2 separate regions of the Homo sapiens genome follow, and region 2 is linked to region 1. Evidence: chromatin loops called from intact Hi-C (ENCODE). Cell type or tissue: ovary. All regions are shown on one strand.

Evidence for each region. Peaks named below come from ENCODE experiments on the same cell type or tissue, not always from the same donor. Only the 100,000 strongest peaks of a DNase experiment are listed, where the experiment ranks them.
Region 2: it touches region 1 in a loop (2.0-fold over the local background); 1 of 110 quality-filtered maps calls a loop at or near these places.

What each region holds. Positions count from the first base shown.
Region 1 is chr2:239,197,085-239,202,084 of GRCh38, forward strand. The region is part of intron 3 of HDAC4 (histone deacetylase 4); the gene reads right to left. It overlaps HDAC4-AS2 (HDAC4 antisense RNA 2), which reads left to right. Exons shown (of 2, transcript NR_198956.1): 2 at 1-656. Among named protein-coding and RNA genes, the nearest start is that of HDAC4-AS2, 5.9 kb to the left of the region's middle. RefSeq lists an enhancer at 4,242-4,808. In ovary, no CTCF peak of the experiment used is centred here; DNase peaks (open chromatin) are centred at 2,157, 2,547 and 4,597; H3K4me3 peaks cover 763 bases; H3K27ac peaks cover 4,062 bases.
Region 2 is chr2:239,892,025-239,897,024 of GRCh38, forward strand. It overlaps a transcript of NDUFA10 not described here. Among named protein-coding and RNA genes, the nearest start is that of MIR4786, 49 kb to the right of the region's middle. RefSeq lists enhancers at 3,869-4,369, 4,370-4,870. In ovary, no CTCF peak of the experiment used is centred here; no DNase peak of the experiment used is centred here.

The DNA.
Region 1 (5,000 bases):
TTGGTTTATTTTCTCACTCTGCAGAACTCAGGCTCCAGCTGTGTCTTAAAAAGGGAGGCATGAGAGTAAGTTCTGCACATCTGAAAACGTGTCGATTCTCCCCTTCACGCGTCCTGACTTTGGCTGGGTATAGAATTCCAGCTTGAAGACCATCCTTCGCCTTCGGGATTCTGAAGGCGCAACTCTGTTGTCTTCCTCTCCCAGTACTGTCAGGAAAATGGGCGCCACGTGATGCTGCACCTTGAGTGTGACTCGATGTCTCTCTCCGGGTATCTATAAGGTCTTCTCCAGGCCCCCAGCGTTCCGAAATTTCGAAGCCGTGTGGTTTGGTGAAGACCTTTCACACCCACTGCTGGGCGCCTGGCTGGTCCTTTGGAGACGGCAGCTCCCGTGCTCCCATCGTAGGGGGCTCCCTGAAGCACTTCATCAAGGGTTCCCCTTTCCCATTCTCTCCTTCTGGAACTTCTACCCCTTGAGTAGGAGATCTCCCAGAACAATACTGGGTCTTTTCCATCCTCCCTGTTTTCCTTGTCTTTGTCTTACACGCTTCTTCATGTGTGATTTCCTTAAATGTATATTCTAACCTTTTAAATGAGGTTTCATGATTTTTGCTATTTTGTTTCTAACTGACAAATAAAACAGCCATTTTCAGAGGACAATGGACCCTGGATATTCTTTTTTTAAAATGTCATCCTGTTCATATTTCCTAGATAAAATATCTTGTCTAGTCTCTGAAGATAGTAATGATAGCTCACTAAAAGTTTGTGTGTGTGTGTGTGTGTGTGTGTGTGTGTGTGTGCTGAGTGTCACCCAGGCTGGACTGCAGTGGTGCGATCTTGGCTCAATACAACCTCCACCTCCCGGATTCAAATGATTCTCATGCCTTGCCTCCCGAGTAGCTGGGATTACAGGTGTGCACCACCATGCCCAGCTAATTTCTCTCCCTTCCTCCCTTCCTTCCATGTTGGCCAGGCTGGTCTCAAACTCCTGACCTCAGGTGATCCTCTCGCTGTGGCCTCCCAAAGTGCTGGGATTACAGGCCTGAGCCACCAAGCCTGGTGACAAGTTTTCTTTTCCCTGTGGAGTCTCTGTTTGCTCTCCACCGTCCCTGCAAAAGCCTCCCCTCAGGTGCCTGGTTGCCCCTGGTTATGTGTTGCCGAGTGTGAGTGGAGGCACGAAAACCACCTGCCAACTGTGGGCACAGTCTGGTTCTCAATGCCAGGCTTCATGGAGGGTGACTGGAGGTGGCATCATCAGGAACCCCCTGGCTCAGTGCCCAGAGAACCTTCCCCTAGGGCTGGCCTACTGTCCACGAGAGGCGCCTCTCCATCCTGGGACTAGAGGGTGAGAGCTGGGCCTTCAGTGTACCAAGGGAGGGACCCCCTACTCAGTGTTTGCTGTGGACACAGTGACTAGCCCCCCGTTCTTGCTGCAGTACCCACATCCTCAGCTTGCTCCTGTCCCCATGCAGAGGCGCTCAGGATCATAGTCGCTGGAGAGCACCCCTTTGTGGCAGCGCAGCTTCCATCTGGTGAGTTCTCAGTGCTCCTCGTGGTTGGCTGAGATCTGTTTTTTGGGTCTGCTGAATCGCTGTGACTCTGTCACCTGCTGTCAGTTGCCAGGCTCTCATTCGTGTCGCCCCTCTTCTGTTCTCCCCATCTTTGTGAGCTTATGACCTTTCTCTGGAATATATATTTTTATCTTTCATGAGAAATTCCAAAAATACACAAAAGCATGAAGAATAGTGTAATCAAGCCGATCTCAGGTCCTCTGCTCATCCACCACTTCCCCACCTTCTAGATGACAGGGAAGCAGGCCCCAGTCGTCACTGCGAAGACTTCCAAATCAAATGCCATCAACACACGCAAATAAATGGACAAGTCTGTAATATTATGAAGTAGCCAGAAAGTGTCCCCATAGTTTCATAAACACTTTTAAATATTTTGTTCAAATCACGATCCAAATACATTGTAATTAGCTGATGTATCTTTTAAGACCCCTTCCCCTGACCTCCTGCTTCCTGCCCCCCACCACCCCCACCCCGATAATTTATTAGCTGAAGACATCGGGTCATCTGCACTTTGCTGATTACACCCTGGTGCTGACGAGCAAGGCTCTGTCCCCCGTTCTTCTGAAAGCTGGGTGCTCACCGAGAGGCCTGGTCAGAGGCAGCTTAGACTTCCCAGCAAGGCCTAAGGCGAACCCCTGCTCTCTGGGTGGCTTTTTTGTGTTGCGAAGGCTCAAAATGATCACTGACTAGATTCTCTCATCAGGGTTAAAAACAGAGCTCTTCGAGTCCCATCAGCCCCTCTCCATGTGTTAGCAGGACCATTTCTATAACGGGAAGGAATCCAAGATCAACTATCTTGTTACTCTCACAAACAGCGCTTATGAGAAAGGCAGTGTCATGCTTGATTCTCTTCCTCGGTTTGCCCATGTCTGAAAATCCTGAGTGGGTCTCGTGGCAGCCTCCAAACTCGAGCAGTGAGGAGGGTGTGTTTTCCGGTCACTGTTTACGAATGCTCACAGTCCTGTCCTTGACGAGCAGGAGCCCCGTGGTTGGATCGGGCGGCCCTCCAGACCCTGTGAGTGCTCTCTGAGAGCAGCGCCCTGTTCTGCTACCAGATGCTTTGGGGTCTTCCTGTACATTTCTTTTTTTTTTTTTTTGAGATGGAGTCTCGCTCTGTCACCCAGGCTGGAGTGCAGTGGCACGATCTTGGCTCACTGCAAGCTCCGCCTCCCGGGCTCACGCCATTCTCCTGCCTCAGCCTTCCGAGTAGCTGGGACTACTACAGACGCCAGCCACCACACCCGGCTAATTTTTTTGATTTTTTCAGTAGAGGCGGGGTTTCACCGTGTTGGCCAGGATGGTCTCGATCTCCTGACCTCATGATCCATCTGCCTCGGCCTCCCAAAGTGCTGGGATTACAGGCGTGAGCCACCGCGCCCAGCCCTCTTCCTGTACATTTCTTGACCCCTGTGTGGGTCCCTTTCTTGGGAAATAGTCTTAGAGACCACAGTCTGGAGACTGGGGTAAGCGCTGTTATTGGGTTGGGACTTACGAACTATCGATCTTTACTGGCGTTTTTGTGAATTTCCTGAGGGACGGACATGCGTGTTTGACCTGCCATCCCTCCTCAGAGCTATGGAGAGCACCTCGCGCTGAAGCTGACATTCAAACGCCTGAACGGTCATAACTGAGACCCATTCCAAACGCTGACTTACATGTGATGTCATTTTCCCCCAGTGTTCTTAACTGAATTGCAACTGTTGTATTTACCATGGTGGGGAGGGGCACGCACGCAAAGTAGAGACGAGGTAGAGAAAGTAGAAGTATTCTTTAAGGTAAAGATATAAAAATATTCTGTAGATAACATGTAACTTAAGTGGCCCTACCTTGGAGCTTCGTATGTAGGTGAGTTTTTATATGCCACTTCTGTTTCTCTCATTTAGATGGATATATGCAATGCCAAAGACAAAAGCTTATGTTAACAATCACTGTAAGTTAAATTATGCTTGAAAAATAAGAATAAAAAATATTATGGTGCAAGAAGAAGGTGCTTTGTATTGCTTTCCATTGAAATCAAAATGTAAAGAAATAAATGCAAAGAGAAGATACAGTGGTATTTATGGATGTGCACAGGGGAGGCTTTCTCTGTGTGGGGCTGGGCGGGAGAGAGACGCGTCACAGGCAGATTGCATTCGACGCCGTGCTCGGAGTGGCGTTCTCGGTGCAGAGTTCTAGCATGAAGGCAGCTGCAGCACATGGCCAGGCCTGGATGGCACTGCGCTTTAGCCTTCTAGAAAAGAAGGGAGGTGGAGCTCTTCAGGCTCCCTGAGAACTGCAGCAGAGGAGACTGCTCGCTCGAGCAGGAGGTGGGAGAGGGCCCACACAGGAAACTTCCCCTGCCTCCTTGTCCTCTTCACTACCGGGGAATCACAGGGCCTGGGGTGAACTCTGGCCCACGGCCTTTAGTGCTGATGTATTAATTCATTTAAGGGACACCCCGCTTGACAGGTGTGGGAAACTGATGTACAGACAGTTTTAAGTGACTTGCCCAGGGCCACACACTAGTGCACAGCAAACCAGAACCCTGGCATCCTAACCTGGCTGAACAGTGAGAGGAGGCTGGTCTTGCTGGAAACATCAGGGGCTGAAGGAGTGTTATGGGGAGCTCACAGGTCACCCAGGGGGGTGCCTCAGGCTGGGTGTGGTCAGCAACACAGGGATTTGGGAGCAATGAGAGGGCCTGGGTCCTAACCTGCCGTAGAGACCCAAGCATCCCTGAGGCCTCAGAACTTCTGCTCCGGAGTCGATGGTCTTCCAAAGCCAGCACTGGGGGCCTGCCCGACCCCTCGGCCTGCTCTGTGTGGCTTGGGCTTTGGTTTCATTCCTGACCAAAGGCCAGGCCCCCCTGTAATTACTATTTGCTGAGAGCCTACAGCCCACAGCTCTCCGTGAATAAAGTCACTTTTTCCTAAAAAGCTCCTGGGGCTGTGGCAGCAACCTAGATCTGCTCCCACAAAGCTGCTCAAGGCCGAGACAACAGCCCCAGAGGCACAGCCAGGCCCCACCTCCCTTCTCAACAGCACCAGAAAAACAGGTGACGAGAGGGGAAGCCCGGCCAAGCCCAGCCTGCTGAGCACAGAGATGGAAACGACACATTCCTGAAACAGTATTTTCACTGCTAAAAATAAAAAGCTACAATTAATACCAGGTGTGCATTTTACTCCACTGTCTTTTTGTTTTTGTTTTTATGTAAATCGGCTTTCACTTGCACCAAACTCAAAGCACCTTCCAAATCTACGTTTTCAAACTGCTTTCTTACTGGCAGAAAAAAAGTCTAAGTAGATGCATGCATAATAAGGTATGAACTCAGCCCAAATCTGTGCCACTGAGAAGGGTGGTCCCTGCAGTTGGCAGGATCTTTCCCCAGCCTCCACCCCCCTGCAGGCATCTCCAGCATCCCAGGGCTTCTCCGGGTCTGCTGGACCCGAGA
Region 2 (5,000 bases), 690 kb after region 1:
AGTCCTTCCTGTGTGCTCCAGCACTAAGCATCAATGCCTTCCGAACAAGGCTGGACCGGTTCAGACACCAGCAGGACCTAGTGGCCCAGGATGGATGTCAGATGGTCAGGTGAGTGAAAGGATAAGCAGGGAGAATTTCTAGATGGTCTCTAGAAATTCTGCTAAAATTGCTGTGGCTCAGATACGTGACAGCATGGCTGTAGTCCCGTCATCGATTTTTCTCTCTGTAAATTCTTCGAATGTCTGGATTCCTTCACAGGATGATGCTTCCCCAGTGCCCAGGGTGCATGGCCTGAGTCATCCCTGCTAAGTTCTGCTAACGACCACCTTTCTCTAACAGTACCTGAAATCAACATTTTATAGAGTGCTGGGTTTGTGAGTAAGTTGGTAGCTAGAAGGAAGAAAACAATTCTTATGTTTTTGTTTTTAAAACATACCCAAGTCGCCTGAAGCTTTAATGCTGTAAGATGACGTATGGGTGAGGACTTTTGGTTGCACATAACCGAATGATCTGGAATCATTTAACAGAAAAGTGAATTTACAGGGATTCTGGGACAGCCTTACGTACCAGGGCTGGGACGCAGACCAGGAACGGATGGAAGCAGGGAAGGGAGAATGCTGCTCTCGGTTTCAGGCCACGTCCTCGCTCTGTATCGCCTTCATCCGCTTCACCCACAGCCCACCTATGCCACACAGTGGACATGTCCTTAGTTCCACCACCCAAGCAAAACATGACTTCTCTTTCTCAGCTTTGTTTCCAATGCCATGGTGGAGACCATGGTTCTGGCAGAAACCAGCTGGCACAGTTGAGTCAGGTTTATCCCAGGAGGAATTGGTAAAGAGACTATCTACAAATGTGTAGGCAGGGGGGCAAGGAAACCACAGGGGACAGCATCATTTCTGGAGGCCAGCAACGGTGAGGCTGTTAGCCCCCCTCACCTAAAGGAACGAGGGCAGAGAGCCTGGCCCTGAACGCCTACGTGGAGAGGCTGCCTTGGGGAGCCGGGACCCTCACTGGGGGTTGTAGCCAGCAACAGGAAACTAGTTGGGATGAAGCCAGGAGTAAGTACCCTGCCCTGGCAGTACTCTCTGCCCCTCTGATCCCCTGCTGAGATTCCCCACCAGGCAAACCCAAAAGGAAGCCAGGGCAGGGGGTGGGCTGATGCGGCTCAATCAGGCCAGCTGCAGCACAGGGTACACGGCAGAGAACACAGTAGAGAACTGGATCATGATCGCACAGAGGACCGGAAGTATGTGCACAGAAGGGCTCTGATTGGCCCAGCGTGGACCATGTGCCCACCTCTGAGCCAATCAGAGAGCCTGGGGGAGGAGTCTGTGCCAATACGGCAGCCCTGCCATGAATGTGGCTGTTGGGATGTGTCTTAGTCCATCTGTGTTGCTGTAACAAAATACTACAGACTAGATAGATTATAGAAAAAGAATAGAACATTATTTTTCAAAGCTCTGGAGGTAGGAAGTCCAAGATCAGGGTAGGTCTGGTGTCTGGTGAGGGCTGATCTCCGCAGCCCTATGGCTGCATCCTCCAGAGCGGAGAACTGCTGTGTCTCCACGTGGCAGAAGAGATGGAAGGGGTGGAAGTGCCCTGCTCAAGCCCTTCCATAAGGCACTAATCCATTCATGAGGACCTGATCACCTCCTAAAGGCCCCACTTCTTAACACTGCTGCATTGGGGGTTAAGTTTCAACACGAATTTTGAGGGGACACACATCATTCAAACCACGCAGTGGGAGTGGGAAGCACGGCAGGGAAGGTGCCTAGATAAAGTCAGGTGGTCCTGAGCTCCACCATCCCAGCCTCACTCCTTCTCCCTGCCTCCCGTCCTCAGTTCTATCCTAGCCTCATTCCCTCTCCCTGCCTCCCATCCTCAACTCCATCATCCCAATCTCATTCCTCCCTGCCTCCCGTCCTCAGCTCCATCCCAGCCTCATTCCTTCTCCCTGCCTCCCGTCCTCAGTTCTATCCTAGCCTCATTCCCTCTCCCTGCCTCCCATCCTCAACTCCATCATCCCAATCTCATTCCTCCCTGCCTTCCGTCCTCAGCTCCATCCCAGCCTCATTCCTTCTCCCTGCTTCCCATCCTAAGCTCCATCATCCCAGCCTCACTCCTCCTGCCTCCTGTCCTCAGCTCCATCCCAGCCTCACTCCTTCTCCCTGCCTGTCCTCAGCTCCATCCCAGCCTCACTCCTTCTCCCTGCCTCCCATCCTCAGCTCCATCATCCCAATCTCATTCCTCCCTGCCTCCCGTCCTCAGCTCCATCCCAGCCTCATTCCTTCTCTCTGCCTCCTGTCCTCAGCTGCATCATTCCAGCCTCATTCCTTCTCCCTGCCTCCCGTCCTCAGCTCCATCATCCCAGCCTCATTCCTTCTCCCTGCCTCCCGTCCTCTGCTTCCACCTCCTCCCCAGGATGAGAGCCTTGCAAGTTTCCTGCCACCTCCTCTGGATCTCCCTCTCATCAGTCCCCAACACCGGATCTGTCAGTAAGATCTGTCTCTTCTGCCTCCTCCACAGCTCTCCAGCCTGGGTCCTCTTGTTGTCCCAGTGGGCCATTTCAGGACTTGGCTCCTCTTGTTCTCTGCCTTGTTGCTCTGTCAACAGTCCCCACGCCAGCTTCTACTGCCAATGCCCCCTCCTGCATTCCTCCGTCTCTGTGGCTGTCCCTTCTGACCTTCTCTATGGATCCCCTTTTCTCCCTCACCAACATTCTCTCCTTGACCCTCGCCTCTTCTCTCACCATGGCTGTCTTTTGATAATGTCATATCTTTTTATGGCTGAAATATATGAGCCACCAACTCCCAAATCAGGAGCCCTCTTCCATGATGAATATGGCTACAGGCACGATCCTGAGGTACCTCAAATTTAGCAGGTCCCAAGTGGAACACGAAGTCTCTTCCCACAACCCTGACCCCTTCTTCAGGAAGCAGCTCAGGTAAAGACACCCCATCCACCCAGTCGCCCAAACCAGAAACCCAGAACCCAGTTTCCCAGTCTCTCCTTCACCCCCACATCTATCTTAGCCGGGCACTGGCTTTCAGTGCCCTGTAGAGAAGAATCTTGCCTTCACCCTCTCTTCCTTATCCCCACCATCCATCACTGACCCAGTCCACGTCACATCCTCCCTCTCCAGGATGCCTGCCAGGCCTCTGCCCCAACTCACTTACCTATTCCCAGGCACTTAGGAGTCTTCTCCACACACAGACCATTCTGAGAACAGGGAGCCCAGTGGAGAACTGAGTAGGCTGACCCATCTGTGCTCCTGGTCTGCTGGGACCTAGAGACGAAGAGGACAGTGACCACAGAGCATATGAGTGAGGAGGGGAGCCCGAGCTCTGTGCAGGTGTAGGTGGGGCTTTACTCCACACTCATAGGTTCTGAAGCCAGGGCAGCAACTTCAAAAGTGATAGGTTAGGGGAGAAACTATAAAATGAAAACACACAGTCCCTTGTTCACAAAACAGGGAAAACTGCTCTTAACAGTGTTAAAAAACAAAACTTTTCCTTTTCCTCTGTTCTCTCTAATAATTTACCATTGTTATTTGCTACTTAAGGTCATCCTAAGTAAAGAAAATTTCAATTTTTATGTTTTAGCTGAATGTTACTGTTCATTTTATATTGTGCAATGTCAGTTTTAAATACAAATATAAAAGCATTAGATCCCCATGCAGAAACACAGAGATTACACGATTCCTATTTTGTAGCTCACATATGTATGTATATTTAATTTTTACCTTAACAGTGGAAGTGCTGTGCAAAACTAAACCAAGGGTTTTGATTTCACTTCTCGATACTGGCCGTGCTACTGCCTTCTTGACACTGCCTGCAGCTTACTGGTGAAAATGGAAGAACTGAAAGAAGGAACTGTGGCTTTTCCCGTCTTCTTTCCGTCCATGCATTGTTTTCAGTGTAAGTGCTTGGCTAATACACGAAAGTAGAATAAGTAAGAAAAAGTACAATAGGGTCTTTGGTTGTTGGTGTTATTCACAAGGCCACTGCCTTCTTTCTACATTTGAAGTGGACTCATGTGGAAGGTGTGGCTTTCCCACAGACTCAGTGGCAAACACACACAGTGACCTGTTCCTGGCCTCGAGTCCTGCTGGTCTCCCGTGCATCCTAGGGTCACTGGAATTCTGTGCTCACTGTGTCACCAATGCCGCGTGTGAATGGAGAGGCAAGGAATGGCAGACGTGCATATCATGCAAATCTCCTGTGCTCCTGCCCCTGCTGTGCAGTGCTTCCAAAACACAAGTTCAAAGGCAAAGGTATCAAGATTCAGGGCAGACCTGGCCGAGCATTAAGCCCAGCACAGAGCCCTTCTTAAGTGCAAGGCCCCATGAGATTGCACGCCTGTGAAGCTGGCAGTACCCTCGTCTTAACTGCAATTGACAGGAAATTCAAGGGTAGAGGAGCATGTTAAACACCACCACAAGGACACAGCAAATCCAGGGTTGGGGGCACTGCAGCCAATGACCCAGACACTGCAACCAGCCAGTGGGGCCACGGAAGGGAGGAAAGAGGCTGAAACAGGTTCCATCATCGGAAATGCCAACTTGTTTGGCTCCTAATTCAAACAAACCAACTGTAAAAACACATTTCTGGATAATTAGGGAAACTTGGATATGAACTTGTATTTGATGCTATAGAGGTAAAGGAAGTCTTCTTAGTTTAGAGTGAAGGATAGTCATATGTGTCGTGGTTACGTGGGGAAAATGCCCGATCCGTGAAAGATGCAGACCAAGTCATCTGCAAGTCAAACAACAAGATGTTTGGGATTTGATGTATTTTAGAAAAAAACAGCAGGGGAATAGTTGGCACAAGATTGGCAAAATATTGAAAATGTTTGAATCTCAGAGGTTCATCATTTTATTCTACTTTTTAAAAAGTTTTTTAAATGTTCTATAACAGAAAGAAGGAAAATAACATATGTATGTGTGTATGTGTGTGTACTTATTATGTATTCCTTAAACAAATCTTTTCTTTTAGTT